Regions from separate parts of the Mus musculus genome. Here all the other regions are linked to region 1. The links are chromatin loops, found by intact Hi-C in ENCODE. Cell type or tissue: left cerebral cortex. All regions are shown on one strand. Each heading gives the region's core, and the rest is flanking DNA. Links, peaks and the distances in the headings are about the cores only.

Region 1 (9,705 bases), core at 535-8,534:
CCAGGGATGGCACCACCCACAGTGGGCTGGGCCCTCCCCCATTGATCAGGAAATGCCCTATAGGTGTGCTTACAGCTCAGTCGTATGGAGGCATTTTTCTCAACTGAGGCTTCCTGCTCTCTAATGACGGCAGCTTGTGTTAAGTTGACATAAAACCAGCCAGGACAACCAGTCTTGGCTACATGAGACCCTAACAGCTGTATGAAGCAGGAAAATTTAAGGCAAGTTACTAGAGGAGTGGAGGATTTCTGTTAGTTTAACCTCCATGGGGACACCTGGTAGTCTGCATGTGAAGTGAACAGCAGGCCAAGGCCAGGCCCTCTCCACAGTGATGGGAAGCACCATAGCTCCCCCTTTAGAGCAACAGCAACGATACCAGGGGAAAAACTCGCCAACCCAACCCCAATGTGCTAAGCCACCTAAGAGCCTCAAAGATTGAGCACAGGTGGGCCAGCCAGCTATGAAACAAAAACTCAAAACCCAGGTGCACAAGGGCTAGCAGGCGGGGTGGTGCCCTGCCCTATCAGGGCTGACTTTCCAGAGCTGTTCCTCTAATTTCAGGAGCACCCAACGCTTGTTATCAAGACTTGGTCTCTGCAACAAGGATGAAAGATGGGCTGTGCAAGCTGGTGGATCCATAGCTGACCAGGCAGGCTCTGAACCCCAGAACACACAGCATGTTTTCACACACGATGGGGGTGTGTGTGGATAGATGGATGGATAAACATTTTTGAGGAGTGTCACTATGTACTTGGAGCATCAAGGCAACCTGGTATCAGCCTGACCTCTGAGGAAGCTAGACACTGGACACTGAAGTCAACCATGACAGTGGCTACTCAGTCTGAAAGATTGAGCCCCACAAGAACCCAGATGCCCTGGCAATATAGCTGTGCTGGCATACTCTGGTGCCAGCAGGCTGACCACACTCATTTGATGCCACGGGTTTGGGACAATTGAAAGGTCTGTCTCATGTCTTCTAGGCCACTCACTCCTTACCTGTCTGGTTTAAGTTCTGTCCTTGCCCTGGAATAAGCTGTAACTGTGAGTCAAAAGCTCTCAGAGTTCTGAGGCTTCCCAGCACACTGTCAGGGCAGACAGTGAATCTAGGGTGATGAGATCTCAGCCTGTATCCTGTAAGTACCACCCCCACCCCCACCCCTGCCTACTGCCAAACCACACGCCCTGTTCCCACTATGCTGTGCTCCTGAGACATACCGGCGAGCCTTGATCACATGGGTGAGGGAGCATGTGAATAAATGAATGAGTTCATGAGTGAATGAATAATGGCCACGAGCAAATGAGCACATAGATAAATAAATGTGAGGAAATAGGGGTGAATGGCGTGCTCACTTGGAGCTGCCCACCTTGGATAGTCCACACTGCATCTGAAGCAGTGGCTCTTAACCTGTGGGTTGAGATCCCTTTGGGGTCCAACAACCCTTTCACAGGGGTTGCGAATCAGATCTCCTGCATATCAGATATTTACATTATAATTCGTAACAGCAGCAAAAATACAGCTATCAAGTACTAACAAAATCTTTTTATGGTTGGAGGTCACCAAAACATGAGGAACTTGTTCTATTAAAGGGTTGCAGCGTTAGGAAGAGTGAGGACCACTTATCCTCAGGCCACACTGGCCACCTTGGACTGCCATATGGACACTGGCCCTTTGAGGGACCTTCAGGAGCTACAGCAACTCCTGGCTGCCCTGGGCAGAGTTCAGGGCCCACACTGGTCATGCACCTCCTCTCTCCCACCCTCACAGCTGCTAACATCACAGCCTTCTAGCTCAAATACTGCAGGTCAAGCCCAGGGTCCAAAGTCAGGACCTCCAGTTCTCCAAACAGCCTTCTCCATGATTCAGAGAGCCCACCTAAATGGATGGTAGGCAGGCAGGCACTCACATGTTCACTTTCCCCATTGTTGGTAATCCTCCTGCCTCAGCCTGAGTGCTGAGATTACAGGTGGGTGCCACTAGAGAAAACAGATGACACAGCTAGAGGGCTCCAAGCACCACTCTTCTGCATCGCTGGGTGCCATCCGGACTGCAGAAAGGACTTCATCACTAGCTTGGCCATAGGCTCTGCTTTCCACCCCATGGCCCTCAACAACTCTTGGCCACGAGCTGACCTACACTCTTGGATCATGAGCCTGCAGTATGGAGTCCCTGAGACTGTGCTCGCTTGTATTCAGAACCAGGGCAGGTGAGTGGAACCTGCAAGCCTAGCCTCATTTCCTGCCTGCTGGTTGCAGCCTTGGATCCTTCTAGAAAGTCAGCCTCTATCCAGCTGACCTTCAAAGCAGTGCCTGGCCATTGGAGTCAGGGTGGGAGTGTCCCTACTGTACCTTACATTGCTGTCCTGTGGTAAGAACTTCTCCTGACAATCTTCCCGGTCCCTCCTGCTGACTCGAGCCGAGGCTGAGGCCTGGCTGTTTTATTAGGTGGTGCCACTGCTGCTGCTGCCCCAGTATTTCCATGAGACGTTTACAAGTGGATTGAGCTGCCGCCGCTAACCTGTGAACTGAACTGCCAATTTCCAGACAACACTGACAAAGTTGCTCCCAAAAAACTTTTCTAAACAGTTCCACTTCCCCTATATCCTTTCTTTTACACTACCTCTATTGGGTAGTGTGCTAAAAAGAGGTTAAAACATTTTAAAAACATCATTAAAAATAATATTAAAAAATTAAAGTTACAGCAAATCCCAACTGAATATGGTAAGACTGGGTTACAATCCTAGAGCTACCCAACTACCGCAAGCAGGATGGCTTGAAGCCATGGACATTCCTCGCCTCCGTTCCCCTGGAGGCTCCTTTCTGTCTTGTCTATCTACAAACCCAAGGCAGCCTGGGACTTGGGGTCATGGCTCTAGCATCTACAGTCCACACTGTACCTCCTATGTCTTGGCCTCAGTCCATGTCCACTTCTGTCTTCTGTTCGCATGGCACAGACCTCAGTATCTTTGAGCCCCATGATCAGCAGCACCCAGAAAGGTCAGCTTTACAAGAACCCATAGACTCCTCCGACTCCTACGCCACTGTGATGATCCCCACAGCTTGGTGGAGTCAGCTGTGAAGTGGAAACCTGTGGCTTCTTTGGAAAGTCAGTTTTGTCAGATGGTGTTTTGCTGGGGCAGACATGTTTTCCTAAAGCAGACACATGTGAGAGGATGTTTTGCTAAAGCAAACATGTAAGAAGACACATGATGTCAAGAAGGACACAACAGACGCAGGCGACACTGGATGGTGTTGGTACACCTTGCCATTCCTTAATTACCATTGTTTGTCCTCACTTCATAGAAATGCACCAAAACTCTTGGTGGTTTTCTGGCAGCTTCTGGCTACTTCCTCAGATTTGGGATGACTGGCAGAGTGATGTCGGCTGAGTTTTGCTAAGACAGACTCACGTGGTGAGGCAATACCCATGGAAGGACACATGATGTTTGGAGGAGGGAGTACACATAGGACCCAACATTGATGGCAAGCTTGCATGGCTGGACTTACAATGCTTCAGTGTCTCACTCATATCTTCATCTTTGCTGATTTTCACTTCATTCAGAGAGGCATAATATAGAATTTCTCCTGCCGGTCCTGGTGGCTCCTGCTGACTTGTGCTGATTCATTGAGGCCTGGGTGTTTCTGCTGGGTCATGCCACCACTGCTGATTCATGTTTGCTCTCCTGACACAACTGAACTAGACACCTGATATCCTGACAATTAGAGATTGAACTCGTCCCAAAGAACTGTTTCTAAACAGGTATGGTTCACTTCCCCTGTATCCTAATACACTATTTCTTTTCACTATCTCTGGAGGGTGATGGGCTAGAAGGAAGGTTAAAGCATTTCAGAACTCTTATTAAAAGTAGGTTTTCAAAAAACCAAAAAAAAAAAAAAAAAGTAGATTTTAAAAAAAATTGAAGACTACACAGGTATTCCAAGTTTGGTGGGGCCAGGCGTGGTGGTGGCCTTTAATCCCAGTACTTGGGAGGCAGAGGCAGGCGGATTTCTGAGTTCGAGGCCAGCCTGGTCTACAGAGTGAGTTCCAGGACAGCCAGGGCTACACAGAAAAACCCTGTCTCAAAAAACCAAAAAAACAAAAACAAAAACAAAAAACCCAACCAAGTTCAGTGGAGAAGTTTCTAGAAGAATTAGCAGACTCTCATAGCACCCCCAATCAGAAAGTGACCTAAGTATGGGAATTTTGTGTCCACAGAATTCCTGACACCCAACCCAAACAGACACCAAAGGGCACTGAGCCAGCCCTGGGAATTGGCTCTCACCTTAACCCAGGAATCACCTTGAGACTATATTATAAAACATATATCTTAGCTAGGTATAGTGGTGCATGCCTTTAATACCAGCACTTAAGAGGCAGAGGCAGGTGGATCTATGAGACAGAGGCTAGCTGGGTCTACAGAGAGAGTTCCAGGAAAGTCAGAGATACACAGAGAAATCCTGTCTCAAAAACAAAACAAAACAAAACAAAACCATGTATTTTATTCTATTTTTAATTACATGGGTGGGTGGGTGTCTGTGTGTAGGCATGTGCACATGTCTGAAGATACCAGAAGGGGGCACTGTAACACCTGGAGCCTGAAGGAATCCAGGTTCTCTGCAAGAACAGTGCTTACAATTCCTAAGTCCTGCGCCATCTCTCCAGCCCCCTAATTAAGGACTTCAGTTCTGCATAAGGTCACAGCCCCTGCCTCTGGAGCATGAAGACACATTGCTGGGGAGACACAGTACAGTCTACTCCCCTGATGGACAACTCACGCCTGGGAAAGAGGCATGCCTGCCAAAGAGACATGGCCTGCCTAGCTAGGAGGTAGCTAAGGTGGTGGTGGGGCTGTTTTATAGGGGGCCGGGGGACCCCCCCCTCCCACTGCAGATGGAGCACCTCCCCAGGTGGACAGCTCAGTGGAGGCATCCCTCTGGCTAAACTCCCTGGGATGGTATGACCAGCGCGTCATAAAAAAGCCACCTCTGGCCTTGTATGGAGCCACTCTGGGTATCTCCTGGGGAAAGGACCTGGCAGGCCCCATTTTCCCTAGGAGATCTGAGCAACCCCACGCCCACTATCCCCTCCTAGACTCAATGTTCAGATGGAGTGGCCTTGGGCAGGCCAGGACTGCTTGTAGTCACCATGGCAACAGGCTGGCCTTGTAAAGATATTAAAGAGAGCAGGCCAGCTGACACTGGGGCTCTGTCCTGTGCAGAGAGTCTAGTAGGAAAGAGTAGGAGGGGAAGGCTACGAAAGGGATGTGTGTTCCCTGCACGCTCAGCTTTCCCTTCCACTGGCTTGGCCCTCTGCTCTTTCCAGCCTCATAGCCTTGCATCAGATAAGCCAGCAGCAGCTACCTCAGGGCTTCTGCATGGAAACCAGCAAGGGGCATGGCAGTTGACTAGAGCTCCATGGAACTCTCCATTCCTCAGTTTACCATCTGAACCTCCTTAACAGAGGGCTATCTCCTGCTTGCTTGTCACCTCCATGGTAGCCAGGAAGAGAGCCTGGAAGAGAAGCAGGGCTTGGCTATGCAGGAAAGCAGCTAGAAAAACACTTGCAGGATTATCCAGAAGAGCTGCTCTCGGGACCTCAGGTGGGGACACAGCTGCTGTGCCTGGACAGGGCAGCTGCCCCTCTGCTAATGGCTGAAATGGAGAAAGAGGCTCAAAGACTAACCCTGGCCTTCCTAGTGTTAGGGCAGCATGCACCCCAGGAGAGGCCGATAGCACACAGTCCTGGGGGGCCCCACCCTTGGGCCACCTATCCAGAGTTCTCTGAGAGGGAGAGCTAATCTCCCTGGATTCTAAAAGCACAGCAGGAGGCAGCAAGCTCAGGGAAAGTTGGAGGAGCTGCTGAAGTGCAGGAGGGCAGGGACAAGGGCCTTGGGGGGAGTGTGTGCAAGGGCAGGGACCTAAGACAGCACTGAAGCCACGCCTAGATAGAGACTGGGACTCCTTCCCCACTACATCGGACACCTTGACTGCCTCCCCTGCCCATGCTGCCCCAGCCCTGTCACCACCCACGTCCCCAAGCTCTCCCGGAGAGGTACCATCTGCTCCCTACAGCTAAGCTCTTAGATTCCACAGAGCCAGGCTGTTGCACTGTCATGGCCTCACACGAGGATTTCAGCTCACCTAGGTGGAGCAGAACCAGCCACCAGGCAATAAGGACTGGCTTGCTACAATCTCCAACAATGGGAAGAGAGGGCTCTAGCGTGGCAAGGAAGATGGGGACAAGAACTGTAACCTCTCATCCAATCCACTCCTGTGGAGAGGGTTTGTGTGCCCCTATTCTAAGACTTTGAAATACCTGATCTCTAGATTCTTCCCCTCTCTGCCGTGGATGGGAGTCAGGACCCATACGAGCCATTGAGGACTGAAGGCAGGACCCTATGCTCAGCAGGGCGTGGGGACCAGCACTCAGGCTCTCATGTGCTCACCCCAGCCACCCACCGTCTCCTTCTCTGCTCCCTTGCAAGTCTAAAGGAAGATGCCTGAGCCAGAGCCAGGATATGTTTTTCTCACGTGCCCTACATGCCTGACGGACCCACCCGAGCACAATCCAGTAACCTAGAGCACCCGAGGTTTAAGTGTGGCAGTGATGAGGGATTGGCAGGGGCAGCCTGGTGCAACTACGGACAGTGTGCGAGGGGCTCGGGCCAGTCCCTCCTCACCCTGGCAGCCCCAACCCTGCTTCCCATCTCTCTAGATGTTCTGGACATTTCTCGGCCCCACAGCTATACAAGATGTGGCCTTTCAAGTCTGGCTTCTGTCATGTCCTGTGTGTTTGGGGTCCATCTGGCTCACTGCATGCCCCAGGAGGAGCACACAGCGTCACTGTTTATCTATTTCTCAGATGACTGACACTAGGCATGCTTTTCTATCTTTTGGCGGTTGGGAATAATCTGTGAACCTAAGTATGCAAGTGTGCGCTGGAGCCCCTGCCTACAGATCCTAGCGTACACCTGGAGGAGTGGGAGCTGACTCGCTGCACACCAGGGGGGGAGCTGTGGCGCTGCCTGGCAGTTCTGGGCTCCCTGGCTGTGGCGTCTTCCCCGGCAGCTGCATGTGTCAAACTCCCACAAGCTCGAAGCTTCCAGCCTCACCTCCTCCCCAACACTTGTTCCTTTTTGGGTCTCTTTGTTTTCGCAGTGCTGGGGGTGAAGCCTAAGACTAGAAGCACACTAGACAAGTGCTCTGCCCTGACAGGATCTCAGACTCTAAGCTTCCTGCCCTGCATCTGAACATTGGGGCTACAAGTGTGCACCAACCACTAAGCTCAACTTTTATTTTTATGATTTCATTTAAATTGTCTTAATTGTGTGCACGAACCACACCTGTTTGCAGGAGTGCACAGGGCCAGAAGTGTCGGATTCCGAGGTCCCTAAAGACATGCTGGGAGCCAAGCTCAGGTCTGTGCAGAGCAGCGGGTACTTCTATTGCCTGATTGATCATGTTTTTTTAGATAGTCTCATATAACCCAGACTGGCTCTAAGCCCCTGCTGCAGCCTCCAGTGCTGGGATGACAGGCATGCACTACTACCCAGTTGATCTTCATACTTTTGATTCTGAAAGAGCCAAAGGTTCCAACTCTTATATTTGGGGTTTTTTTTCCAATTAAAAAATTATTTTATTTTTGAGACAGGGTCTTACTATGTAGCTCTGGCTATTCTAGAACTCAATATGTAGACCAGGCTGGCTTTGAACTCAGAGATCCACCTGTCTCTGTCCCTGAGTACAGGGAATAATAAGCCACCATGTTTGTATCATTTGGGTTCTTATCTCTGCTCTGCTGTGTCACCAGGATGACCTGGTACACTGAGGGCACTCTGCCCTCAGAAGGGAACAATGCCCAGGTTGATAGAATACATGGAGGAGGACACAGGCATGCAGATTCCAGGCTGAGTCAGCACAGCCCCCGTGGGCCTCTGGCCTCCCCCATCTCTCCAGCCCACTATAAACACAGACTCCGTACACAAGCACGGCGGAGCCTCGGAATGCTTTAATCAGGCTCTGTAGCCGCTGCCAAATTTCCAGACCCGGGAATGAGCGGGTCTGTGGCGGGCGGCGCCGGCTGTTTCTCCAGACGGTGGTGGAGGTTGGACACAGGCACTTGGACCCAGAGCTATGACGGGTCCCTTGGGGTCTGTGCAGAACAGCTGTTTTTGTGGGGCCCTCATTCCTCCATAGGGTACCCCAGCCCTTCCAATTGGCCAAGTTCCAATTCCTGAGTGGGGTCTCACAAAGGGAAGAGACATTTCTGAGTCTTTGGTTTCCAGTAAGGGAAACTGAGGCACCAAGGGGCCACAGGTCAGAAAGGAGTCTCTGTTAAAGCCAGCTTGTCCCATGAGTCAATGGGAGGTGTCTTGGGCATTGGGCACACACCTTTAATCCCAGCACTCTGGAGGCAGAGGCAGGCAACTCTCTGTGAGTTTGAGGCCGGACTGCTCTACAGAGCAAGTTCTAGGACAGCTAGGGCTATACAGAGAAACCCTGTTTCAAGAAACAAAAACCAAACCAATCTAAACAAAAAAACCTAGCTGTGCTGGAGACTGGAGCTGGAGCTCAGTAGGTGGAATGCTTGTAGCTAAGTCACAGGATACTCATCAAGTACGCACAAAGCCCTGGATTCTGTTCCTAGCACTACATACAGCAGGTATGGTGGCACGAGCCTGAATCTCAGGAGATGAAGGCAGATGATCAGGGATTTGAGGTCATCCTTGGTTTCACACAGTGAGTCAGCCTGGGTTACATGAGAGACCCTGTCTCAAAAACAATGAAAATGTGGAAAGCCTAGAATACCCACATACCTCAAGTCCTCAGGGAAGCAGCACCAACAGCCTGCTAAGACCAGGCAGAGCCCAGAGGTGTCAGGTCTTCCTGCGGGAGTGCACAGCACTGGGCCCTTCTGTGCTGAGCTGAGGGCTTGACCAGCTGCCGCCCACTCCTGGCTGGGCTGGGCCCTGCCAGGCTGGTTAAGTATGGGACACTTACTGGGTTTAAGCTCTGTGCTTGAGTCACGCCCCATGTAAGTAGGGACCTACGATGGGAGGCAGCAGGAGGCTGTGGGGCAGGTGACCGACCACACAGGGTCTAGTTACATAGCCTAGGGTGAACAGGCTTGGGGACTGTTCACCCCCTCACTTCACTAAACAAATTTGTGCCCTACCAAGAAACTCACACCTACCTAAACCTCTAAAGGTAGCTGCATTAAAAACTGGGGTCTCTGCCGAGTCAGCTAAAGGTCTGAAACATGAGGGCTGGACCTAAGGAGAGGGATGTGGCCAGAAGCCAAGGGATGATAAGATGGTCAAAGCCACAGCAAAGGCAGATAGAGAATGGAGCCCTGTGCTGCACACCACACATCTGTGACCTAATCTCGTTATGCTGTGGGTTCAGCAAAGGCCCAGAGCGTGACAGGGGAGGCAGACAGTCGCAGGAAAGAGGCTGAGGACCCTGGGAGATGCGCAAGGAAGATGGCTGGGCAGTGGCGAGCAAGAGCAGCAAGAGCTGGCCAGGCTAGCTCCACGGGTAGCCAACATGGAGGGGCCAGGAGGGTGTGCTAGACCTAGACCATGACAGTGCCAGGAGCTGTGAGGGCCTGGAGGGCTGTGGAGTCAGGGAGCTGCCATGGCTGGACCCTAAGGAACTGAGGCTCTCTGCCTACAGACTGGCCTGCTATGTGCTGTGGACAACCGTGAA
Region 2 (9,705 bases), core at 877-8,876, 71 kb after region 1:
GGTGGTGGAACTACTGTGGGCTGTTGTCACCAGAAAACTAGGATACTGGTTCCCATGGCAACCCTCTGTTACCCTGACACATAGATGTTCCTGCAGATTGCCATGAAGCCAGCCAGACATCTACCACCACCTGATCTGCATGCCACACCAGATGATCACTAGCAGAACCTTGGGGACAAATTGGGGAACTGAGGCTTCAAGAACCCGACAACCTTCATGGCTGTCAGCTATGTGGTCAAAGAGGATTCTCTCTCCTGATATTTTGGTAGAAACCAGTGGCTACTAACTGGCAGAGCAGCCTTGAGTTCCTCATAGGATACTTGAGTCCTTCCCAAGCCATTCCAGGTGTCCCTGAGGTACTGCAAATCCTGTGATCTGACTGTAAAGGCAGGAAAGCTGCAGTCAAAGCCAAACCGGGTAAAGAGAAACACAGGTAACACAGGCTCAAATTGGATCAAAGGGCTGAACTCTGTCCCGCATACCTATGAAGCCCAGGGCTCCATCCCAGCACTGTATCAACTATGCATGGTGACCCATACCTGCCATTCCAGCTCTTGGGAGGTGGAGGCAGGAGGGTCAAGCAGCCAGCCTGGAGGAGGGAGGGAGGGAGGGAAGAAAGACAGATTTCTGTGATCCTGTGACTAGATTACAGTGAGCAAGGGTTGGTGACTCCAACTAGACTGTGGGGACCTTGATGGTACAGCTGTATTTGGGGGTGCTGTATGACAATAGAAACCAGAAGACATCCATGTCAGTAATCAAACTTGTTCTTGACTAGATAGGACTTGGAGGGAAACTGGAGAGGGTCGTAAGGGCAAGAGGATCTAGGGTTGTCAAGGAAACCAAGGTGGATCAGGAGGTGAGAGGACAAGCATGAAGTTGGAATAAGGTAGAGTTCCAGGAAAAAACGGAGGCTACTTAGAGGTTCCCAGAGGTGAGGACTGGAACTGGGCTAACTGGTTAGAGTAGGCACTTAATTTTGTGTGTGTGTGTGTGTGTGTGTGTGTGTGTGTGTGTGTGTGTGTGTGTGTGTGTATAGGGGTGGTCATTGTTTCCCAGTGCCAGGGAGAGTGCCAAGGTGTTTGGATTGCTACAAGAGTGCTCCAGCAGTGAGGCCCTCTGCAGCCTGTGCACAGAATTCATGCTACTGAGGATACACTCCAAAAGTCATTGCAAGAGGGCCTAATGGCACACCCCACTTACTTCGCTTTCAGACTGAGGGAGGAATATTGACAGTTCTTGGCCAGCTTGGCCTACATAACCAAAAAACAAAGCCCGCATAATAAAGGCAAGAGGTGCGACTCAGTGGCTGAAAGACATCTTAGAATCCCCCAGTGAGATGCTGGAGGCGTGGCTCAGGGGTGGAGCCCTGCCTAGAACCCCCAGTAAGAGGCTGGGGGCATGGCTCGTGGGTGTAGCCTTGCCTAGAACCCCCTAGTGAGGGACTCATGCCTAGGATCTTCTTACTCCACAGGGGGCTCTAAGTCTGTTAGCAGTGGGTCAGAGCTCTGCCCCTAAGAGAAAAAAGGGATGCCAGATAATCACAAAATTATCAGCAGATTTCAAGGGGGTAACCTACTGATTTTACAGGAGGGCCATCAGGTCCGTAAAGGGCACAACCTCACTCAGGCTACACAGGTGGGACGGGCTTTGTCAGGGACATTCACTCACTAGGTTTGTGACCTGTTTGTGTCCCTCTTGCTCTTTAAGAACTTCCTGGGCTTCTCCAGAGTTGGAAGAACCCAACCCACCCAGCCCACCCTAGGGCAGGCACAGACTGAAGCAGGCTCAGCCACCCTATTTTTTATTCACTTTATTTAAAGGTTTATATCTCCTTATCTCCTCCCAGGAAGGAGTTCTCACCACTCTGTCCTTGTGGGGTTGGGTTTCCAGAGACAAAGGGAAGGAACCTTAGCAGAGGGGAGCCCCTGAGACCTCAGCCCCACAGTGAGGACACAGAGAAAGAAAAAGCAACACAGATGAGGTTCCATACTCAGAACATGTGAGGAATGTCAATAAGCCAGCCCCTGGGAAAGCAAGATGGGGGGCCAAGGAGGCCAGACCCTCCTCTCTCGGCCACTTAGGTCCACTTGTCTCAAGGGGACTAAGGGATGTGCTGGCAAGAGAGGGAGGGAAGACTGGGGGGTGGATAAGCCCAAGGTTGGTCCCCAACCTGACCTTGGGATTTAGGGTACAGAACGTAGGGAGGCCCCTGCACTTGGCAGTAGGCTGGAGATTACAGCGTGGTCAAATCAAGCTTCAACTTGTAAGGAGGTGTGCTGTCCTCATAGGCAGGCGGCGGCAGGGGTGGGTATAAGGGCCAGTCAGACTCCACCAAGAGGCCCTTGTGCTGTTCTGCAGTTAGAGGCTGTATAGATTGGGGCAAAAGAGCCTTGTCTGGCTTCCCAAGGCAAGCAGGACCCCCCCCCCCCAGCATGCAGCCCTAGCCATCATGACTGTTACTCACCTGGAACTTGAGGTGCTGGCCTGGTGTGGTGACCAGAGTGCAGCAACTCAGCCAGAGCATGATCAGGATGGACAGGAAGAGACAGCAGAATAGGACCCATCGAGGCAGCCCGGAGCGCCTGTACCAAGGACAGGCATCGCTCAGCTACCTGAGCCTCCCATATCTGCGCCCAGCCCAGCCTAGACCACTGGCACCTACCGGGACATGCAACTGAGGAAGTCACTCTCTTGTTGGTCCTCAGACTCTACCTTGGCTTTGCTGGTCTTCACTCGGGGCTTAGCCTTCCTCACTTTGTCCAAGGGGCCTACAGGGTCTGAAAGGTGGGGGGCATCTCAGTCCCAGTCTCAGCTAGAAGGACAGCCTGGTAAGGAGTGGGAAATAGATGCCAGGACTCGGGCAGGAGGATGTGTAGGGCTGGAATAGAGGTGCAAGGGATCTTGGAATATGACCCACAGAATGTGGAGGTGGACCATGAATCCTGGGACCACTGGACCCTGGGAGACTATGGATTCCACGACACTGATCATGGATCTATTGCAATCTTACCCATGTGCAGTTCTAGGGCCTTGGGGTGGGACCTCCTCCAGGTCACCTCCACTCGCTGCAGATGGCTCCCTTGGAATGCAAAGTTCTCTGCTACAGGCTGAGTCTGAGCAGGGAACAAAATGTTACAGAGGTACCCTCTGAGCCCTGGCAGACTCATCTCAGATGCAAGAGGGCTAGAGTTCCTTGTCCAGGTGGCCCCCAGTTCTCCCAGGAGTCAAGCGGGAGAACACCATCCCATGGGCTGTATCCATTAGCCTTAACACCTCTGATGATCCCTAGAAACAGGAAGATGCCCAAGCCAACGACACAGAATTACAGGATTGACCTACATGGTCATGTGACCCAACCAGCCAGTGCCAATCAGAGTAAACCCTTTTCAGGTAAAGCCCCAAACAGAGGGCAGGTAATATGGCTCAGTGAACTAAGGTAATGGCTGCCAGGCCGCATGAACTGAGTTCAGTCACCGGGACCTACATGGATAGCAAGAACAGTGTTCCTGGATGTAATGTTGCCTGAAGTTCTCTCATGAGGACTTCATATACCATGAGGCAACCACGGGATGCCACTCCGGTTCACTGTGCCATTGTTCTCTCACCTGGAACACCACCACTTTCCGGTTGTCTGTCTGAAGGGAATATGTCCAGGAGGAGGATAGAAAGCCCTGGGCAGAACTCATCAGGTCGCTACAGAGCATGGAAAACAGGTACCGAAGGGAGAGGCGCCCCCTGGGCGGGTCCAAAGCCAAGTCCTAGGAAGAGGAAGCCCAAGACAAACTGGTGCTGGAAAACTGGGCTGTGCTGATTTAGACAACTAGTGTAAGAAAACCTGAGTTTCAGTATCCAACAGGGACCCCTGCCCTGCCATATGTCAGCTGTGTTCACTTAAGGGGAAGAAGCCACACAGTCTTTCTTTGAGTGCTTGGTTTTGAGATGGGGATTTATAGGTTAGGGGGTTCACCTTCTGCTCCAGCTGGGTCTCAGGTTCAGGGATCTGGCCCCAGCACCCCTCACTGCAGGCCCGTTGCTCCGCTGCCTTCACGTAAGCTTCTGTGCAGGCTGTGGGCCACAGGATGGAGTCACTGGGAGCTGCTTCCCAGGATACCTCTGCTGCAGGCACCCCCAAAGTGCACCCAGCCCTGGAGGACTCACCTGCTTCACATTCTGTCTCTGTGGCATTGGGCCTAGAGCTCTTGGCCACAAAGCGGCAGATGGAGAAAAGCCGACAGCCACGCTCACAAGCACTGATCAGGATAGCCTTGTTATTCGGGGACTCTGAGGGACCCTCTGGCTCAGGCTGGGAAGGGAGATAAGAGACTCAGGCAAAGGTACTCGGGGAAGAAGGCTGGGGTCCCCCTAAGAATCCACGAGACTGAAGTCAGGTTTCAGAAAGCCAGGATCATCATGGGGGGAGGGGTGCCTTCTGAGAAACAGCAAGCAGCTTTCTAAGCAGGCTGGATAGTGGCCTGCACAGTGGCCTCTCCAGGATGGAGGCTGGCAGAGGGCTTCTCAGAGAGAGGCAGAGCTTGCACTTGGGAACAGCCTGGAGCAGAACTGTCTCCAAGAAGGCAGTGAGGAACGTGGGAAGAGAAGAGAGCCCATGGGGGAAGGAGGGACAGCACCAAGTAGCCTTGGACTGTGGGTGGGGTGTGCTCCAGGACCTCTCAGGTGCAGGTCTCAGCCTCCCTTTGGCATGTCCCCACTTACAGTGTTCACCCCAGGTGCCAATTGATCCCTTCCTAGAAGGAAGGGCAGTTCTGAGAGACCCCTCCCCCTTCAAGACACCCTCATTGCAGGCACCTCAGTTCCTCCCACTCCTGAAGATCCTCCATCCTGTCGCCCCACTATTTCTAGAGGACTCTCTGGCTCCCACATCTCTTTAGGGACTCTCAGAATCCCGCATCCCTCTGCCAACCTGAGGAACCCCACGTCAGCTCTTTTCTCATCCGAGGTTCCCCCATCCAGGCCCCTTCCCAGGACCCCAATCTGCACTAGCATACCAGGTACTCGCATCCCCTCTTCCATCTGAGGGTCCTACACTCAGGTCCCTCTCCTTTTCCAGTCACTGGGTTCCTGAGAGTCCATCTGTTACCTGCGCAGGAGGCGAGCCAGGGTGGTGCTGGCGACACCGCTGCTGGCACCTCTGAGTGTCCCCGAGCTGCGGAGCGAAGGGGTCACGCGCTGGGGTTGGGGTGACCAGTGACGCCAACAACAGCAGCAGCGGCAATGCTACCGCAGCCATGGCTGAAGATGCGCAGCGCGGGCCCTGGGATGCGGGACCGGGTGTTGACGTCACTGAGCGAGGCAGCCTGGGAAGGGGGGGGGGGTGTGCTGCGGCGAGCGGGGCGGGCAGGTGAATCTCTACTCCGGTCGGGGACATATTCTTGATACTCATGGTCCGGCTCTTTGACCGGACTTGGATCTGCGTGCCGGGAATGACAAAGAGGACCTGGCTAGATACGGTGACAGGCCTATCTCAGGCCACTCAGGGATGAAGGCCAAGAGCAACGGGGCAGGGAGCATCTAAGATCCTTAGTCAAGGAATTTTTTAAAAAGGGAAGAGGAGTATGGACAGGGCAATGAAAGAAGAGAGAGAGAGAGAGAGAGAGAGAGAGAGAGAGAGAGAGAGAGAGAGAGAGAGAGAGAGAGAGAGAGAGAAAGAGAGAGAGAGAGAGAGAGAGAGAGAGAGAGAGAGAGAGAGAGAGAGAGAGAGAGAGAGAGACCAAGAGGATGAGGAGGTTGAAGGCCTGGGAGGATGGAGGGGGAGGTAGAATGAGAAGAGGAAGAAAACGGAAAGTGGGGGAGGGGAGGGGTAAAAAATGGTAAGAAGGAAGGAAGACAGTTAGGGAGGAGGGGAAACAAGAGGTGTTTGAGGACCAGGAGGAGGCGGACAAAGACTTGGGAGTGGAGAGAGAGGGAGTGGAGGAGAAGGGAGGCCAGAAGGAGCGAGCAGGACCATAGAGCTGGAGCCGGGGTGGATTTGAAGCATCTGAGGGCGCGGAAACTAGCCGACCACCAGCCACAGTTGGCCTGCTTCCGGGACACTAAGACTCTAGGGGGAGGTACTCTAGGGGCAGCTGCCTCCTCCAGGAAGTCCTCGAGGAACTTCAGGGAGCAAAACTTAAGGTGGTCTCCCTCCATTTCAGTGCGGAAAAACAGACCTGAGGGAACCCATTGTCTCCCTGGGACTCGGAGGCCCCCAGCACTCTAACAAGGCCTCTGAGCCGCTCACTTTTCCCATCTGGTGGGAAAACTTGAAGCAAATAGGGACACAGTGGCTTCCGTCCTGGATTCGGAGGTCTCCACGGTTTCCTCCGTCCGGGCGCCAGGGCGCGGGCTCTGAGCCCCAGTGGCCTGCTTGGCACAGGTGCCTTGCGGCCTGCGCGTCCAGTCGCTCCGCCCCAGTAGACGAGGAGGCCGCTCGCAGGGTCGTCGGGTCACAGGGAGCCGCAGGTTCCGGTCGGGAGGAGGGGCTGGCGCGCCCGGGTCCCCGCCGGCCGTTTGCTTTCATCTCAGCGGCCGGGGCCGGCCCCCACGTGGCTTAATCAGGCGCGGCTGTGCCTGGCGGACCTGAACATCTGGATCCCGGCGCGGCCCCTCCCCCGCCCCTCCCGGGCTGGGCCTCTCTTCCACCAGCGCACCCTGGGCACGGTCCCTGTGCGCTGGGACCCCAACCGTTTCCTCAAGTCGGACGCCTTGGCATATGCCCATCATCCCAACACGCGGAAAGGCTGAGGCAGAAGAATCGGTGCGAGGTCCAGGTCAATCTGGGTTAGGACGTGAGTTCTAAGTCTGGCCCTCTATAGTGAGCGAGACCCTGTCTCAAGAAACCAAACGCAAAGCCTGTTTCCCCAATTTACAGGTGGGAAACCTGGCACCCGGACGCCTGGGCAGAGCCGGAATTCAAGTTCACACTTGTCATTTGCAGAGTCCCGGGCACTTAACCCTTCTGCAATTACGGTCCTTCATTCAATTTCAAACAAACACTCCTTTCAACAAAGATTTTCTTGCCATGACTTTTTTCTCTGACAAAAACCCTATAGGGTAGGGCTGTCCCCCTTCCAAATTAGGTCATTGGAACCCGGAATGGCACAGGGGATGGGCTTAGGTGACATGATACAGAAGAGGGCTAACAGAGGCTGCCAAGCTAGGGAGGATGGGGGCTGATGACAAGGCGGGCCTGACAGTCTCAACAAGAAAGACCGAGACAGGAGGATGGCCGAAAAATCGAGGCTAGCTTGGGCCACGTGACACCGTGTGTGTGTGTGTGTGGGGGGTCATCGTCCAGTGTAAAAAAGAACTTCCCATGACTCTTTGCAGAGAGAGAAACTGAGGCATGAGGGTTTGAGTCAGAGCGACCCAGGGCTGAAAGTAAGTTTGTTGGCTTCCAGCACCCCCTCCTTTTCCGCTCCCCGAGGCCGCTGGGGGTAAGCGGAAGAGGACTTGACCCCGGCCCCCCAGGTGAGCCCCGACGCCCCTCCTGGCGTTCCCGGGGGAGCTGGCCCAGGTGAGGGGCGGGCGGCCGGCGGGCGGCCGGGGTCGGATTTCAGGAAATCCGCCGACATTCCTTCGGGGCTTAAGAGGGAAAGTTGACTCGCCGCCGCCCCGCGTTCCCCCCCCCCTCCACTTCCTACCCCCCGGGGCGGCGCGGCGGGGGCGGGGGGCGCTGTCCGCGTGAATCAGCGGACTCCCGGCGTCCGGGAAGCAGCCACCCGGTCAGGGCAGGCCGCAGACAAGCGCCCTTTGTCCCTGGCCGCCTTCGTCACGACCCTGCTGACCCCCACCCCCAAACGGAGTCCAGCCCGGCAAGGCAGGGTGGCGCCGCTGCCTGCTGTCAAGGGAGGAGCGATGAGAGGAGGGGTGCGGTGCTTCCCCCATACGACTGGCTATCCTGGGACTCAGCAACAGTCTTTTGAGGATGCAGAGGAACAAGGACCACAGACTTGGTTGGCCCCAGAGCACCCAAATCCAGACTGGGACCTCCCCACATCCATATCTAGTACTTAAGTTGCAAAACACTATAAAATTGAGGTCTGGTGTCCCTACTGTCTAGGCTGTCCCCGGGAGAAAGGCTGGAGCACCCATAGGCCCTCAAGCAGACTCTCAATACCCCATTGCTCAGAGCGCAGCCAGGTACAGGCAGGAGGGGGAGGGCTGCTCCTGGAGGAATGGTCGGTCACAGGGAAGGGCAGGTCCCCGCTCTGCCCTTCTGAGTCCGGCAGGCTTTGATTTTTACTGGCCCTGCTGCTCTAGCAAAGCTTTAGTGGTTCACATTTGGGAATCTGAGGCTGGGGAAATTTCTCTGATTTAAACCTGCCTTGTTCCTCCACAGGAGATTCCTGGGTAAAATGTTCAGGGCTAATAAAGAGCCCTTCCACCCACCCCTTCTAACATTCCCAGCCACCTTCAATGACTTAGGTCAATATTTGTCAGAAAGTACACCATAACTACCTTCCTTTCCTAAGCAAAGAAAGGCCTGGACTGGCGAGGAAAGAGTTAATTCCACGGGAACACAGGGAAAGGATGGGTGCACCTTAAGGCCAACTTCTTTGCCCCAAAGGGTAAAAAGGTCATCCAGAGGGTAGGGGTTAAACACCAGAGAGGGCTGTGCCAGTTTGGGTCAGACAGCTAAGAGGGGTGTGTGCAGTACCCTGCTCTGAAACCCAGCGGCAGGACACTAGCCGATGCTGTTTTCTGGCTTCTTGGAGGGACAGGATTCTTTTATGACTTTTTCTTTTTGTATTTACTGAACTCCTCTGGCCCTCGCTTGGCCCAGCAGCATGGAATCTGGGAAGCCCTCAGGTATTCAGGACTAGCAAAATGAAGTAAGTGGCTAGAGAGCAGGCGCTTTCAAGAGCTGTGCTGCAAAGACGGTGAAAGAGTGAAGGTGTCGCTGGGGAGTTGTGGGAATTCACAAAAGGCGCGAGGGAAGTTTTCCCCGAAGCCACAGGCAAAGAAGGAAGGCTCCTGAAAACAACGAGCCCAAACAGCCAGCGAGCTGGAGAGGGGAGCATCTGGTATGGGCACGGGTGGCAAGGCAGAGTTGGGTCTCATTTCTTTCAAAGTCCCTCTGCCTGTGACGAAAACAAAGACTGAAGGAAGACGGAAGGAACCCCAGAGGAGGGCCTGCAACATCCCGGGAGGCGGAAGGAGCCCAGAGGAGGGCCTGCAACATCCCGGGAAGAGGATGAGGGGCCTGGACCAGGAGAGGGGTGTGTCAGAAGCTCAGGATGGGGGTGTGTTTTGGAACCAGGGCCAACCGGATTGCTGATGGATTGTACGTATGGGAAGAAGGGGAAAGCATTCAGTCACGCAGCTCCCAGGTCGTTGCCTGCAGCACCTGGGTGCATAGGGGAAGTTAGCCCTTTCCACCCGGGACTGGGAGGAGGAGCATTCGGGAACAAGTAAAATAAAGATCTTTGCTCCAAAAGCCTCCCAGGAGTCGAGATTCCTACCTCTCTACCTATATGGAGACCGGAGCGAATAGGCGTTGTGGGGGAGGGGCGGCAATGGTCCTGGAAATGTAGCCAAGACCCAGGTCTCCACAGAGCCTTAGGCCACCTGGCCACATTTCTCAGAGGAGACCTGCAAGCCAGTGCCACCTCTGCATCCCACCGTGCTAATCAGGTTTTAAGTTTGGGGGGATTTTCTTTCCCGTACTTGATTCTTTACACGTAAACTTTTAAGTTGGTCCCA
Region 3 (9,705 bases), core at 891-8,890, 61 kb before region 1:
GCCTGTCATATCTCAGGGACACTCTACCTGGACCTTCAGGGTTCTAATGAATAGTGGGGCCTTTCGCACAGAAAATGGGGGTTCTCTGATATTGAGATAACATCTAGACTTCAGGGTCAAATCTCTACCCAGTCAGCATCCAGAGCCACACAAGACTCCAGAACAAGCTTCCCCTACAAACTTCTCCCACAAGCACCTTCCGGGTCTGTGCTGTGCAGTCACTCCGTCGCAAAAAGAAAACACCAACACATGCCAGCAAGGGGCACTCAGGTCATGACAGCAAGTGAGGAGGTAGGCAGAGCCTACAGAGTGTCTGCCCAACAATAACAGGGCCCCGAGTTTGGTCTGCACTTCAAAGTAGTGAGCCACAAACACAACAGACACAGGACAAGTATACTATGCTATCTATCCAGCACAGGAAGGGCCTGGGACATTTATATCCACAGAGGCCACAGGACTATTGGTGGCTGAAGAGAAGCTGAGGGTGCAGGGACTCGGGATGCTAGGATATTACTTGGTATTAATGATGTTGGCCCAAAAGGCCACTGTGCTGCCAGCTTTCCAGGGATAAATGCAAGCTCCATGACCCTGCTTCAATAAAGCTGGGAGAGGACCTCCATTGGCCAACAGGAGGAGCTCAACCTACTGGGTGGGGGGTCCAGCCTCCTTGGACCCCCTGAACAAAGGCTGTGTGACCCATTTACCTCAAAGGACAAATAAGGAAAATCAATGTTTCTTGGTGGCAGAGGGCCCTGGGTATGCAAGGAAGGAGTTTCTCTCCACTTTCCAATTCTGTTCACTTTCTCCCCACAGATGCAGGTCCTCCGAATACAGGATTGAAGGCGCTCCCTCCCTTCCTTGTGATGAGAGGCCACAGGTGGGTGGCAGCTCATGGCTCAATCTATGATTTCAACTGGCGGAGCAGGGCACACCCATGTGAGCACACGCACAGCCTGAGTCTGCTCTGCACATTAGCTAGAGCTAAAAGACCTTGAGATGAAGCAGGCCACTTCCACTCGTCTCCCCAACTGCGCCATCACAGCCCTTCTCCAGGTCCATGAGGCCCAAAGGAAACAAGGAAGGTCTACCCAGTGGGGAGACTAACAGGAGGACTAGCTTGCAGGGCCACCTCACTCCTCCAGGCAATCTGCCCTCTCCCCACCTCCTTACACTAAAGGTAAACAGCTAGAAACAACAAGCTGGCACACCTGATCCGCATCGCAACAGGAGCTGAGTCAGCCCTCTCCTTCTATTCGGGCTGAAAATGAGCCCAAGTGGGTGGTCTACCCACAGGCATGACTCAACCAGCCAGCTTGAAGGCCCTCCCAGAATGCGGTCTGAGATCACTGCTGAAGACTGGTGGTGGCTCCCTAGCCCTAAGTACAGATGGACTACAAGAACACCTGTGGCTCTAGCCTGCAGCTCCCCCCCCTCCCCGAGAGAATACAGGAAAACAAAGCCAAGAGGTGCCTGACACCAAGCCAGCCATAGAGAGGGAGAGCATTTGATGGGGAGGCAGAGGGGGCCTGGCCCTGGCCCAACCTGAAATGCCTACATCGGCAGCCTATCATTCAAAACAAAAGCCCCTCCCCAAGGCACAGTCACCCATGTGGTACCCATTGTGGGTAAGGAACAAAATTCAAACCCAACTTTTCCAAGCAGAGCCTAGGAGTTACATAACACCGGTTTCAGCAACAGGCAACCCAGAAGGAAAAACAAACCGGCAGTCACCTCTCCATCCACAAAGTGGGCTATTTCCACTTGAGGCGACAAAACCCTGGCTCTGCTCCAGGGAACCCCTAACCCAAACTTGAACTTGAACCCTGGCTGGAGGGGGTGGTGGATGAAGTGGCAAAAGGGTGAGATGGGGTGGTTGGACTAGCCAAACAGGTGACCCTGGAGGGCAATGTGGGTCCGTCCAGAGGATAGCAACTGTGGACAGGTCACCTTAGACATACCTAGGAGGGGAGTGAGGGAAGCTCTGGCTTAAGCCTTGAGCCGAGCAGATCCTGCGCTACAGGAGGGACACTAATGCAGGTCACTGCCCAGCCTAGCAGGGTGGAGGAAAAAAGGACAGGTGGCAAGTAGCTGGGACAAGAGGCTGGGAATCAGAGAAGATGGTAGGTAGCTGGGTGGGCCAGAGCAGCAAGGACTAGGGCAGGTAGCAGGAACCTGAGTCAGGTGGCAATGACTGTGGCAGGTAGACCTGGAAGAGGTAGTTGGAATAGGGTGGAAGCAGAGATCTGGGAAAAGGGCAAGTAACGGGAACCAGATCTGGTAATAAGGTACCAGAGACCTAGGGCAGGTGGCGGGTACCTGGGCAGTTTAAACAAGAATCCAGGGTGGGTAACTGGAGCTGGCCAATAGGGACTTAATGTTTAAGGAGCCAGAGCAGGAAGCAGTTACCCAGGCTTGTTAACTGGACCTGAAGCCGGTAGCTCGGACCAGCGCCGTCTAACTGGGACCTGGCTCAGGTTCACAGGGGCCCAAGGCTGGTTAACTGGGATCTAGCGCCGCAGCTCCCGCGCCCGCCCGGCTTCCGGCGCCGCCATGCGCCGCTCAACTCACTTGTGCGTCGAGCTGGCCGGCCGCGCCGCCTGCGCCCGCTCCGCCCGGGCCTCCCGCGCCGCCGGGGCCGCCGGGGGGCGTCTGCGTCTGGCTGGGAAGGGTGAAGTCGGTGAATTCGAACTCGGAGCCCTGGGTGTCGGCGCCGAGCAGCTCGGCCTCCTCAGTGTCCAAGAAGGTGAGTGTTTGCGAGCTGGGGCCGTACGCCTCCACACTCATCCTGCCGCCCGGGCCGCGCCTTCAGCGGGCGCCTCACCGCACTCGAGCCCGAGGCTTCGGCTAGGCCTAGGCCGTAATCCGGAGTAGCCGCTGCCGCCGCCCTGAGAGCCGGGCGGGCTCCGAGTCGGCCTCCGAAAGCAGAGCCGGGCCGCCGGTTCTGAGCTCTGAGTTGCCGCCGCCGCCGCCGCCGCCGCCGCCGCCGCCGCCGCCGCCGCGCCCCTCCGTAACGCTGCTCGCCTCAAAGCCGACCGCCGCTCTCAGACCCCTGGACAGGAACCGCCGTCGCCGCCACCGCTGCGGTGCGCGTGCGCGAGCCGGACGCCGGCACAGATGCGCGTGCGCGAGTCCGACGCCGGCGCAGGCGCGCGCGTTCCTCCCGGAAAGTAGCCAACCGCACCGGAGCACTGGGAGCTAAGCGGGAGGGCGGAACTCGCCGTGCGCCTGCGCGAAGAGGCGGGCCTTCAACCGCCTAAAGGACCTGGGCTCGCGAACTTGGCCCCGCCCCAACTGCTGCCTAGCGGTGCGCATGCGCGCATGCGACGTCCTCACCTCCGGGCTTCAGGGCTGGATGTTCGTTAGGTGCTGATTGAGGCTCTCTCCAGAAGGTTTTGGGTGTGGAGCCTGTGGCACGGGGACCACGCACCTGCACTCCTTGAACCTTAGTTACCCCGTCTGTCACTTGGCTCGTGGCCATTCTCAGTATTCATCGATTGAATAAATGAGTAGGGAGCGGGGACTCTGCCAAATGGTAGTCACTGCTACCCCGAGCACTCCTGAAGCCTGTGAAGATAAATGCTTCTTTTGTCTTGCGATCAAGTCGCACTGGTCCGAGCTAGCCTGGGAATCGCTGAGAAGGGGTCAGGTCCCCTAGAACTAGTTATGAATGGATGTGAGCTCCTCTTGTAAGCGCTGGGTGCACAACTCTGAGCCATTTCTCCGGCCTGTTTTGGTTTTGATTGAGGGTCTCACACTGTAACCATGGTTGGTTTGGAATTCGGGGGAATCCTCCTGCCTCAAAGTGCCTGGTGGTGGGGTGACAGGTGTACATGCAATGTTGACCACGGAACTAAGGGCTCTTGTGTGCTAGGCAGAAGCTACCAACTGATGAGCATCCACAGCCAGCTGCGAGACTTAGAGAAACACTCCTCCCTGGGTTTCCTTCCCACTCTTCAGTGGAGGAAGTGTAAGTGTTGCAGCTCTGAAGGGAAAGGCATTCCCCCCACAGAAGTGTATCTGCTCTGCTTGGGCAGGGGGAGGGGTGGAGGTGGTTCCCCAAAGTGTTTCAGCTGTGCTCCAAAAGATCCTGGCAATTGGGAGCCAAGAAATAGAACAAAGTCACAGCACACAACAAACCTAACACGAGATTTATTGCGAGGGAAAAACCCAGGAGGGTGGCTGCCTCTGCTTGGGTGGATCTCCCAGTAAGGACACTCCTTAAAATCCAAGCACTCAGGAGTCGAAGGCAGGGAGATCTCTGTAACTCTGAGGCCAGCCTTGTCTACAGAGCGAAGTTCAGGACACCCAACATTACATCATCTCAAAACACACAAAAACAGATGCTGAGTGTAGAGGCGCAGTCTCCCAGGACTCTGGAGATGGAGACAGAGCAAGGATTCAAGGTCATCCTAAGTTGTATAGCAAGTTTGAGGCCAGCCTGAGGTATATTAGAACTTGGCTAAAAAACACAATGAAACAAACAAAAACAGATAAGTAAATGTTCCATCAGGCCAAGGATTAGTTAGCCCAGTTCGCTGCAACCTTCCATAGAGGGACAGTAGTGCCTGTAGCCACTGCTCAATAAAAGGTTCTCTGTTGCTTTGTTGTTTTTCAATTCTTAGTACATTTATTTAGTTGTGTGTGGGCACACTTGTACATGCACAGCACATGTGTGGGATCACAAGACAACCTACAGGTATTGGTTCTCTCCTAATAATGGAACTCGGATTTGGTGACAAGCCCCTTTACCCACTGAGCCATCTCATCAACCTCTTGGGTCAGTCAACAGGATATAAGATTAAACCACCAGAGTCCAGACTTCAGTTGTCTTTTTGGAGTAGGATCTTTGAGAGTTCGAGACCAGCCTGGTTTAAAAAGTGAGATTCCGGGGCTGGTGAGATGGCTCAACAGATAAGAGCACCCAACTGTTCTTCTGAAGGTCCTGAGTTCAATTCCCAGCAACCACATGGTGGCTCACAACCATCCCTAACAAGATCTGGCGCCCTCTTCTGGAGTGTCTGAAGACAGCTACAGTGTACTTACATATAATAAATAAATAAATCTTTTTTTTAAAAAAAAAGTGAGATTCAGGATAAACAAGAGAACCATTGTCTCAAAAAATTAAGCCTGGCGGTGGTGGCACTCGCCTTTAATCCCAGCACTTGGGAAGCAGAGGCAGGTGGATTTCTGAGTTCGAGGCCAGCCTGGTCTACAGAGTGAGTTCCGAACAGCCAGGGCTACACAGAGAAACCCTGTCTCTAGAACCCCCCCCCAAAAAAAATTAATTAAATCTTTAAACAAGACAAGTAATTGCTCAAGACCTCTTCTCAGGCAGGAGTCCTCCAATCCTGCATGTGGCACATGGTGTGCTCTCAGTCCCACTGAAATCGGTGGAAAAGAATTAGCCGGGCGTGGTGCATGCCTTTAATCCCAGCACTTGGGAGGCAGAGGCAGGCAGATTTCTGAGTTTGAGGCCAGCCTGGTCTACAAAGTGGGTTCCAGGACAGCCAGGGCTATACAGAGAAAACAAAACAAAAACAAACAAACAAAAAAAAGACCAAAAAAAATTTTGTTTTTGTTTTTTGAGACAGACCCTGCCTCACACAAGCTGGAGGGTGAGGAGGCACACCTAGCATCGTCTGAAGTCAAGGGCTCCTGTGGCGAATGTCCTGTACACACAGGCTTGTGCTCAGGCTATGCATGTCTGAGATTTCTCAATAGTGTCCCAGTGTCACAGCAATGTGTGCTTTGTTAAACTAAGGTCACAGAGGAAGTGTGGGGCCACTCTGTTTCTCCTCCTTCTCCTTCTCCTTCTCCTTCTCTTATTTTTAAATAATAGACTTTGTTAGGAAGGAAAAATGGCCAGACCTGTAGTTTATATACTGACTCATGTCTGATGGTCTGTAACCTCCGGCCATGGGAAGATGAACCCACTTGGTGGGTCTCAGACTTCAAGACAGGAAAGATACATAATGAAGTGGCCCAAAGTCTGGTACTGGGGCTCAGCTTGGAGCTCAGTTATTGTACAGTGCTGGTAACTGAGTAGGACACCTCTTTATCTGACTGCACAGGACCCTGTGTTCTGTCTCCAACTTCTCACAAGCTGGGTGTGGTGGTGCACAGCTGGCCCCACCCCCTCCCCCACCCCAGCACTCAGGAGATAAACAAGATTTCAAGGTCATCTCAGATGAACAAATTTGAGACCAGCTTGTAGATACTTTGTGGGTTCTTCTTTCTTCCAATATTTCAATCCCCTAAAACTAGATAAGAAAGAAAAAAAAAACAGAGAGGAAAGGAAGAAAGAGATCTTTAAATAAAGTCAGGGATTGAAAAGGGGGCCACAATAGGTTTAGAATATTTCCTGCTGATTAGGAGTTATTGAGTTCCTTGCAGGCAGCTTTGATCTTTGCCATCAGGATATCTAATTTCTTCTTGTTGTGTATCTTCTTTGTGCGTAACTACATAGCAAACTGCAACGAATCACTAACCAACACCCCACCCCTCTTGGGGCTTTCACATTTGTATACCCTCTGAAAAGTCCCCAGTGTTCCAGAGCCACACAGTTACAGAAATTCTCTGCAGCTGGCACAATCACGCCCCTGCTAGAGCACAGGACAAATCATAGTCAGCTGCCATGGACACTGGGAACAAAGCTGCCCCATCTTCCACACCTGGGATTAAAGTGACCAAAACATTGTCTTATAATATTTCTGTGTTTTTCAAAGAAACCAAAACTGTAAAATTTCTCACTATCCCAGCCTGTGCAACATTATGAGAGGCCCTCTCTCTCAAAAAAAAAAAATATCAGAATAGGAGGCTGGAGGGATGGCCCAGAGGTTAAGAGCACAGGGTGCTCTCCTAGAGGACCTGGGTTTGGTTCCCAGCACCCCACCCACGTGGCAATTGTAACCCCTGATACTTTCTTCTGATCTCCATGGGTACCTGGCATGGGCACCAGGTACAAGCGTGATGTACAAAGGTACCCGAAGGGAAACATCCAGACCTGTAAGATAAATCTAAAAGATTTTTAAAAATCAAAACAGAAGGCCAGAACCTTTAGTCCTAGCACTCTGGAGATGAGGCAGGTGACTAAGAACTCCAGGCCTGCTTGGTCTACATAATGAAACAATCTGAAAAGCAAATAAATAAATCAAATAAATGAATCAAGAGTTTGAGAGATAGTGTCTTAGTCAGGGTTTCTATTGCTGTGATGAAACACTGTGACCAAAAAAGCAAGTTGGGAGGAAAGGGTTTGTTCAGCTTAAGCTTCCACATCACTGTTCATTGATGAAGGAAGTCAGGACAGGAACTCACACAGGGCAGGAACCTGAGGCAGGAGCTGGTGCAGAGGCCATGGAGGGGGGCTGCTTGATGGCTTGCTTAGCCTGCTTTCTGATAGAACCCAGGACCACCAGCCCAGGGATGGCCCCACCCACAATAGGCTGCACCCTCCCCCACTGATCACTAACAGAAAACGCCTTACAGCTGGATCTCATGGAGACATTTCCACAAGGGAGGCTCCTTCCTCTCTGATGACTCTAGCTTGTGTCAGGTTGACACAGTACCAGCCAGCACAGGTGCCTCAGTGAATAAGAGGGCTTGTTACTCTCACAGAAGACACAGTTCTGTTCCCAGAACTCACAGTGGGCAACTCAGTCTCCTGAGATTACAGATTGAGGGGATCTAATGGACTCTTCTGACCTCCAGTGCTACCTGAACCCATGTACACACACACACACACACACACACACACACACACACACACACACTTACACTTGCACACGCTCACACACATGCACATACAGTCATTCACACAAACATTCACACCCTTACAATACACATACTCATGCACACTCATACACACACTCAGACACACTCAAATTGCATACACACTCCCACACATTCACAATTCACACAATACACATTCACAATGACATACATAATTCAAAATCTAAAATCTACCTGGCCCTATGGCAGGAGAATCAAGAGTTCAGGGTCATCCTAAACTATATATTGAGTTTGAGTTCAGACCAGGTCTCAGAGAAAGACAGCTCAATCCAACCATGGTAGGGCATGCTTTTTTTTCAGGGGGGATTGGGGGAGGTTTCGAGACAGGGTTTTTCTGTACAGCCCTGGCTGTTCTGGAACTCACTGTGTAGACCAGGCTGGCCTCGAACTCAGAAATCCGCCTGCCTCTGCTTCCCAAGTGCTGGGATTAAAGGCGTCCGCCACCACACCCTGCTGTAGTGCAAGCCTTTAGCTTCAGCACTGGGGATGCTGAGGCAGGAGGATTATGAATTCAAGGCCAGCCTGGGCTACACTGCAAGATTCTGTTTCTAAAATAAATCAATAAAGCCAAGGTTGGTGGTACACATCTTTAATCCCAGCACTCAGGAGACAGAGGCAGGGGGAATTTCTGTGAGTTTGGGGGGCAACCTACAGGTTTACACAGCAAGTGCCAAGCCAGCCAGGGCTGCCTATCTTAAAACTACAAAACCAAAGAATAATCAAATACACACAGCCCTCACAGCTGTTACTCTAGCTCAGCCATCACAGCTCAGATCCTGGGGAGCCCCAGTGATTTACACAGAAGGCAGAGGACTTGGCCTGTTTTGTAGATGGTTCTGCACCGTATGCAGCCCCTAACCCCACAGTGGACAGCTGTGGAGCTGAAGCCCTGCCCTGCGACATCCCTGGAGGATGCCTTTGAAGGCCGATCCTCCTGGCTAGCTAGAACCTCTACCTGCACACCTGGTGCTCACTCTGGAGGTAGTACAATCTGGTCCTGTAATTACACATTGATTCACAGGCCGTGTCTGTGACTTCTGATGGGAGACCAGGAGATTGGAAGGAACAGAATAGGAGAATTGGTGAAGGAAATGGGACTGGGGATAGACTGTGTAGACAAATCTCTAGGTAGTGAGACCCATCCCACGTGGATATACACTGATGGGGGACCTCAGCATTTTAAAAATTACACTTATTTTATTATTGAAATGAGGAGCCCTTACCACAGTGCATATGAAGAAGTCAGAGGGGGGCTAGACAGATGGCTTAGTGGTTAAGAGCACTGACTACTCTTCCAGAGGTCCTGAGTTCAATTCCCAGCAACCACATGGTGGCTCACAACCATCTGTAATGGGATCCCATGCCCTCTTCTGGTGTGTCTGAAGACAGCTACAGTACTTATATACATACATAAATAAATACATCCTTTACCTGCTGAGACATCTCACTGGCCCAGCACAGATGAATAAGTGGGTGGAGAGTATGCTGCATTCTCTAGACAGGCAACCTCCTTCCTGGCCTCCCCTGTCACTGTCCAAGGTGCCCATGAGTGAGGTGGCCATGGTGAAGAACAGAAGTTATGCATGCTCTCACTCACAAGGATGGCCTAGGCTATGAATGTGGCAGAGCGCCAGAGGTGTCGGGTGTCCTGCTTAGCATTCTCCTCTTCCAGCCTCTGCCGGGTGGCACTTTTCACAGAGCCCAGAGCTAGGCAGCCAGCCAGCAAGCTCCAGCACTTCCTTCTGCCCCTTCTTCCTGAAGCATTAAGGCTGCAGGTATGACCATGTCCAGATTTTAACTTTATTTTTATATGCAGAAACAGGATCTTAGCCAGGCAATGATGGAGCACGCCTTTAATCCCAGCACTGAATTTCAGACCAGCCTGGTCTATAGTGAGTTCCAGGACAGCCAGGACTA

Evidence for each region. Hi-C counts contacts between places; a loop is a spot of excess contacts. Peaks named below come from ENCODE experiments on the same cell type or tissue, not always from the same donor. Only the 100,000 strongest peaks of a DNase experiment are listed, where the experiment ranks them.
Region 2: a loop joins it to region 1, with 2.7 times the contacts of the local background. A loop is called at or near these places in 3 of 42 quality-filtered maps.
Region 3: it touches region 1 in a loop (2.3-fold over the local background); 2 of 42 quality-filtered maps call a loop at or near these places.

Annotation. Positions count from the first base shown.
Region 1 is chr8:70,411,120-70,420,824 of GRCm38, forward strand. The region is part of intron 1 of Crtc1 (CREB regulated transcription coactivator 1); the gene reads right to left. Among named protein-coding and RNA genes, the nearest start is that of Crtc1, 24 kb to the right of the region's middle. In left cerebral cortex, for the core only: CTCF peaks have their summits at 4,566 (motif pointing right) and 7,012; DNase peaks (open chromatin) are centred at 4,592, 5,210, 6,042, 7,062 and 1 more place; H3K27ac peaks cover 4,003 bases.
Region 2 is chr8:70,482,067-70,491,771 of GRCm38, forward strand. Tmem59l (transmembrane protein 59-like) reads right to left here and starts at 5,282. Exons shown (of 8, transcript NM_182991.3): 1 at 5,102-5,282; 2 at 4,162-4,306; 3 at 3,971-4,068; 4 at 3,609-3,761; 5 at 3,014-3,116; 6 at 2,666-2,780; 7 at 2,468-2,585; 8 at 1,789-2,368. The coding sequence starts at 5,251. The coding sequence ends at 2,237. 1700020G03Rik (a long non-coding RNA gene) reads left to right here and starts at 5,741. Exons shown (of 2, transcript XR_870493.2): 1 at 5,741-6,788; 2 at 6,872-8,625. In left cerebral cortex, for the core only: no CTCF peak of the experiment used is centred there; DNase peaks (open chromatin) are centred at 4,537, 4,851 and 5,218; H3K4me3 peaks cover 3,064 bases; H3K27ac peaks cover 1,359 bases.
Region 3 is chr8:70,350,210-70,359,914 of GRCm38, forward strand. Upf1 (UPF1 regulator of nonsense transcripts homolog (yeast)) reads right to left here and starts at 3,070. Exons shown (of 24, transcript NM_030680.3): 1 at 2,569-3,070. The coding sequence starts at 2,784. In left cerebral cortex, for the core only: a CTCF peak has its summit at 5,043 (motif pointing left); DNase peaks (open chromatin) are centred at 1,279, 1,673, 2,498, 2,827 and 2 more places; H3K4me3 peaks cover 3,108 bases; H3K27ac peaks cover 3,185 bases.